2 separate regions of the Homo sapiens genome follow, and region 1 is linked to region 2. A link is a loop called in an ENCODE intact Hi-C map of the cell type or tissue named here. Cell type or tissue: Calu3. All regions are shown on one strand. Region 1 overlaps KIAA2012. Region 2 overlaps KIAA2012.

Region 1 (2,500 bases), 55 kb before region 2:
ATGGGCACTCCTGAGGGAGAGCCTGGGATGGGGGGTCCTGCCACTTCTACATGCTCCTACATCATGGCTGACGTTCCCTATGGTCATCCCCTTCAGAGAATATTTTTTAAAGAAGGAAAAAGGATAAAATCTAGAAGAAGATCTCTTCTGATCATATTCAATTGGATTTTTAAAATATTTATTATACCCTTCATTAAGCAATGCATTTTGTTAAGCTGTGGAAGAGAAAGGAAGACAGGTATTTACATAAGTAAGTCCAATGCACCATAGGTGTTATAAAAGGGCAAGAATTTTTCAGGCAGCTTACAAAAAAATAATTGTATAAAACAAGACAACTAAAATTGAAATTGGAAAAAAAAAAACCTGGGTAAAAGGAGTAGAGAAATAGATGTTATCAGACATCTGAGATGAATTCATGGTTTGAAGTAAGTACTGGATTTAGCTGAGTTTCCTGGCAGCCAAGGTAAAAAGGACACTGGAATCTTTACACCTCCATTTTATAAAAGAAAGATAAAAGTTTATCCAAAAAGTCATTTTCCTGATTTTGAATTAGGTTATTTTGTAAGGGATGACCTCTATAATCTTTGCCACAGCAGAGATTATGTGCTTCTAAGCAAAGTTCTAAGAGAATATGAGCAAAGGAGTTCAATTCCAACTGGCGACGTGGGCTTTTTAGGGGAGGCTTCTGAGTGACCTCTCATCCTGTGTCACAAGGAAAAACTCTTTCTGACTTTCCTTTCATTCCATAGTACTCTTGTTTAAGACACATTCTTGCTCCAGGGACTTCTCTGGGCCCTCTGGGGCAAAAAGTGTCCTAGTTTTGACAGGGGTCCTAGTTCTGAGTTTTCTAGAAATTTCAGCAGAGACTGCCACTGGCTTCTTGGAGAGTTTGACTCCTGGGAATCACACAGGCAGCCATTTTGTTCTAAGCCTGTTTGGACTTCTTACTGGAAAGAATGCCTAACGGTGGAGCTTAAAAGACCAATGGAAGGGGACATGAAGGAACTTTCTGGGGTGATGAAAAATGTTCTCACTCTGGGTTGCTTGTATGGATTATAGATTTGTCAAAACTCATTGAACTGTGCACTTAAGATCTGTGCGATTCACTCTATGTAGATTTTACCTTGCCAAAAAAAATTACTCAGCTCCCTAAAAAAAATAATAATAATAAATAAAATCAACAACACAGTGTTTTAAAATGCAGGTCATCTTATTCAGGTGTGGTGAGGCCAACAGATCAGGAGACAGTTGGCACTGAAAAGATAGTTTGTTACTCACAGTTCCAAGAGGAGGAGGCACACCACACCATGCAGGGCCACACGGGGGCGCACCAGCCTCCAGGAGGCAGAAGGCAGGGAGCACAGGCAAGAGGCTGTATTGTGGTTTTCACAGAAGGAATATGGGCAAGGCAGAGCAAGCAGCCTAAGCAGATTTAGAATTGTCTAGTTTGAATAATTCAGCCAGCTCTGCAGCATAGGGGCTATCCCTTGCTGTCTGGTACTGGCCCTCTGATAATTACAGCAGGCAGATAGTAGCCTGGGAATGTTAAGAGTTTGATAAAGGAGGTTGTTGAGGGTCAGGAACTCTGGGTTGGTTGGGGTGCATATGACAGGTATGTTCCCAGGTGAGTCATTTACTGTGTCTAGGAATTGGCCAGCCCTGGGAGGGACAGTCAGGTCCCAGACATCAAAACATCAGAATGAAAAGATACACTTAATAAAAAGACAGACAATACTATTCACAAGATTGGGTTCGATCTGATTATTTTCCATGATGACCCTGATAGGAAGGTGAGGAAAACCACCAGGCCATCATGAACCAGATTCTTAAAGCCAGATGCACTGAGCTTACCAACACACTGACAATGAAACACAGGAATCGGGTACAAAGACAGTGAATTCATGGAGTTCTTCCCCATTTACATGTCATAAGGACCCTCCTTTAAAAGCATCATGAGCCTAACTCAAAATGTGTTAAGCAAAAATAAAGAAAAGGAAAGGGGAAAAAGGAAGGAAAGATGGAAGGAAGGGAGACACAGAAGGAAAAGGAAAGAAGGAAGGAAGGGAAGAAATGAAGGAAGGAAGGGAAGGAAGGGAAGAAAGGAAGAAAGGAAGGGAGGGAGGGAGAGAGGAAAGGAAGGAGGGAAGGAAGGGAAGGAAGGAAGGAAGGAATTTGTTCATGCAAGAATCAGGTAACTGCAGGACTGGCTGAATCCAGGCCTCAGAAAATATGTGTGCAGTACTTTTCTCTCAACTCTGTTAGCCTTTCCTCTGAAGCAGGCTCCTACCATGAGGTGATAAAGATGTCTTCCTGCAATTCCATGCTAATCTCCTTCCTGTTAACCTCTATAGGAAGGATATGCCTCTTAAAAGCTCTTGCAAAGCGCAGAAATCACCCCGATTGACCAGACTTGGGCCATGTGCCCACCCCGGAACCAATCTCTGTGGCTAAGGCAATGAGGTACTCTCATGCCAGGCTTCAGTTCCATAGCCCTCTCTGG
Region 2 (2,500 bases):
CAGCCCAGTTCCAGTGCCTATGCTCAACCATCTGTTATAAAGCCTCACTGCAGCCCCCAGCTGAGCCCTGTCCAATCAAAAACACTGCCTATCATGTTAGCTAAGCATCCAGCACTCCTTCTAGAAAATTCCATTCCTATGGACACATTCCATCTGCACCAGGAAGATTTTCTGACCCCACAGGATTTTGCCCTTCCCTCCAGTCCCACTCAAGTTCTGTGGAGACAATATAAAGCTTTCTCTCCCACTGATCATTCGGTTCCCCTCAGCCAACATATTTTTATTTTTAGACAGTCTCTCTCTGTCACTCAGGCTGGAGTGCAGTGGCACGATCTTGGCTCACTGCAAGCTCCCCCTCCTGGGTTCATGCCATTCTCCTGCCTCAGCCTCCCAAGTAGCTGGGACTACAGGCGCCCGCCACCATGCCAGGCTAATTTTTTGTATTTTTAGTAGAGACGGGGTTTCACCATGTCAGCCAGGATGGTCTCCATCTCCTGACCTCGCAATCCGCCTGTCTCAGCCTCCCAAAGTGCTGGGATTACAGGCGTGAGCCACCGTGCCCGGCCCCCTCAGCCAACATATATTAAATATGCTCTGAGTATCAGACACTGTGATAGGCACTGAGGATACAGAGATGAATCATCTCTATCCTTGACCTTCCAGGGAGCCTAGAATCTAACAGGAAGATAAACAATGAAACAGGTAATAGCACAATGTTGTGGCAGAGGCAGGCTCACGTTACTACAGGAGAGCATTCATTCATTTTCCATTTGTTGCATGTGAACTTCTCACATTTTAAGAACCTCTTTACAACACTGAAGGCAGGGTTTCACCATGTTGGCCAGGCTGGTCTCAAACTCCTGACCTCAGGTGATCCACCTGCCTCAGTCTCCCAAAGTGCTGGGATTACTAGCGTGAGCCACTGCACCCAGCTGAGACCAGCCTGTTTTCTAAATCAAAAAAGAAAAAAAAATTTTTTGAACCATGTTTTTAAAAACTCAATTTGTGTTTTTTCAAAAAGAAATGGTAATTGATGAATGAATAAGGATAGAGGTTTTTTTCAGGGACTTTTTAAATTATCAGGGTTAGGTCATGGTAGTAGGGAAGAAAATAGCAATAATGCCTATTAATGCTAGATATCAAATTGAATATCCTTATACTCCACATTGATATCAAAGGATGTGTATGTTATGCCCAGAACATCTGAAGAATGAGAAATAAGCTTCCACCTCGCAGTTCCCACACAGTTAGCATATAGTGCCCTCAAATGCAAGGTAGAGGAATTGGCCTGAACACGGACAACAGCCAGCCATGCCTGGAGTTAGAGCTGCCCCACCTGTTTTGAGACCAGTCCCAAGCATTACGTATGTGGGCAGGTGTACATGCATCCCACGAAGCAGAAGGGGGCTGCCCCGAAACCTGTGGATTTCACATACAACAGGAAAATAATGCTTGGCTTAGGACATCATCCAAAGATGGAGCAGGGTGCCTTAGGAGATAAGTTCTTGTCTCCACAATCATTTAAACGTGCCTTGATGACCACTTGGCAGGAAAGTTGTAGAGGGATCACGAGCTGGTCTCAAGATTTAATGGTGCCAGGACACTTGAATAATATTCCCAGGAAAAAATATGTATGAGTGTGTTCTATTTCCAAAAAAAAAAAAAACAGAATTAAGTATAATATTATCAATATTAAAGTGTCAGACTAGTAGTTGGGAAGCCCTGGGTGGGGCAAGGGGTACTTCTCTGACACTCTGATACTAAGTGACCTTGTGATGCTTCTGAGACTCCATTTTCTCTTTAATAAAACAGAAATAATAATACTGGGACCTGACAGGGCATGGTGGCTCCCACCTGTAATCCCAGCACTTTGGGAGGCCAAGGCAGGTGGATCACCACCTCAGGTAGTTCGAGACCAGCCTGGCCAACATGGTGAAACCCCGTCTCTACTAAAAATATAAAAAATTAGCCGGGCATGGTAGCATGTGCCTGTAGTCCCAGCTACTCAGGGGGCTGAGACAGGAGAATCTCTTGAACCCGGGAGGCGGAGGTTGCAGTGAGCTGAGATCGCACAACTGCACTCCAGCCTGGGCAACAAGAGCAAAAGTCTGTCTCAAAAAAATAATAATAATACTGGGAACTCCATACCTGCCTCTCAACAGTGAAGCAAGAATTACATGAACTAATAGTTTTGAAAGAATGTTCACATCTGTAAAGGACTCAATTCATAAGGGAGAAAGGAACATTCACTGATCCCTGCTAAGGGCCAGGCCCCTCACATATTGAGCCTTGTATAATCTTCCTGTCACCCTTCCCAGTAATTGTGCTGATCCCCACTGTGCAGATGAGGAAACCGAGGCTCAGAGATGACCAGTCACATGGCTGGCAGCAGAGGGAGCTAGGATTCAAAGCCAAAAATCCCCACAATATCAGAGATCTATGAGGTCTGTCTGTTCTGTTCCTGTGTACCTAGTTGTACTTCTTTGTTCTAGCTGCAGAA

Evidence for each region. Hi-C counts contacts between places; a loop is a spot of excess contacts. Peaks named below come from ENCODE experiments on the same cell type or tissue, not always from the same donor. Only the 100,000 strongest peaks of a DNase experiment are listed, where the experiment ranks them.
Region 1: it touches region 2 in a loop (3-fold over the local background); 5 of 110 quality-filtered maps call a loop at or near these places.

The regions. Positions count from the first base shown.
Region 1 is chr2:202,103,130-202,105,629 of GRCh38, forward strand. All of the region lies in intron 8 of KIAA2012, which reads left to right. The region is part of intron 3 of KIAA2012-AS1 (KIAA2012 antisense RNA 1); the gene reads right to left. Among named protein-coding and RNA genes, the nearest start is that of KIAA2012-AS1, 13 kb to the right of the region's middle. RefSeq lists an enhancer at 1,256-1,345. In Calu3, a CTCF peak has its summit at 1,333 (motif pointing right); a DNase peak (open chromatin) is centred at 1,332.
Region 2 is chr2:202,157,728-202,160,227 of GRCh38, forward strand. All of the region lies in intron 14 of KIAA2012, which reads left to right. Among named protein-coding and RNA genes, the nearest start is that of KIAA2012-AS1, 42 kb to the left of the region's middle. In Calu3, no CTCF peak of the experiment used is centred here; a DNase peak (open chromatin) is centred at 1,294.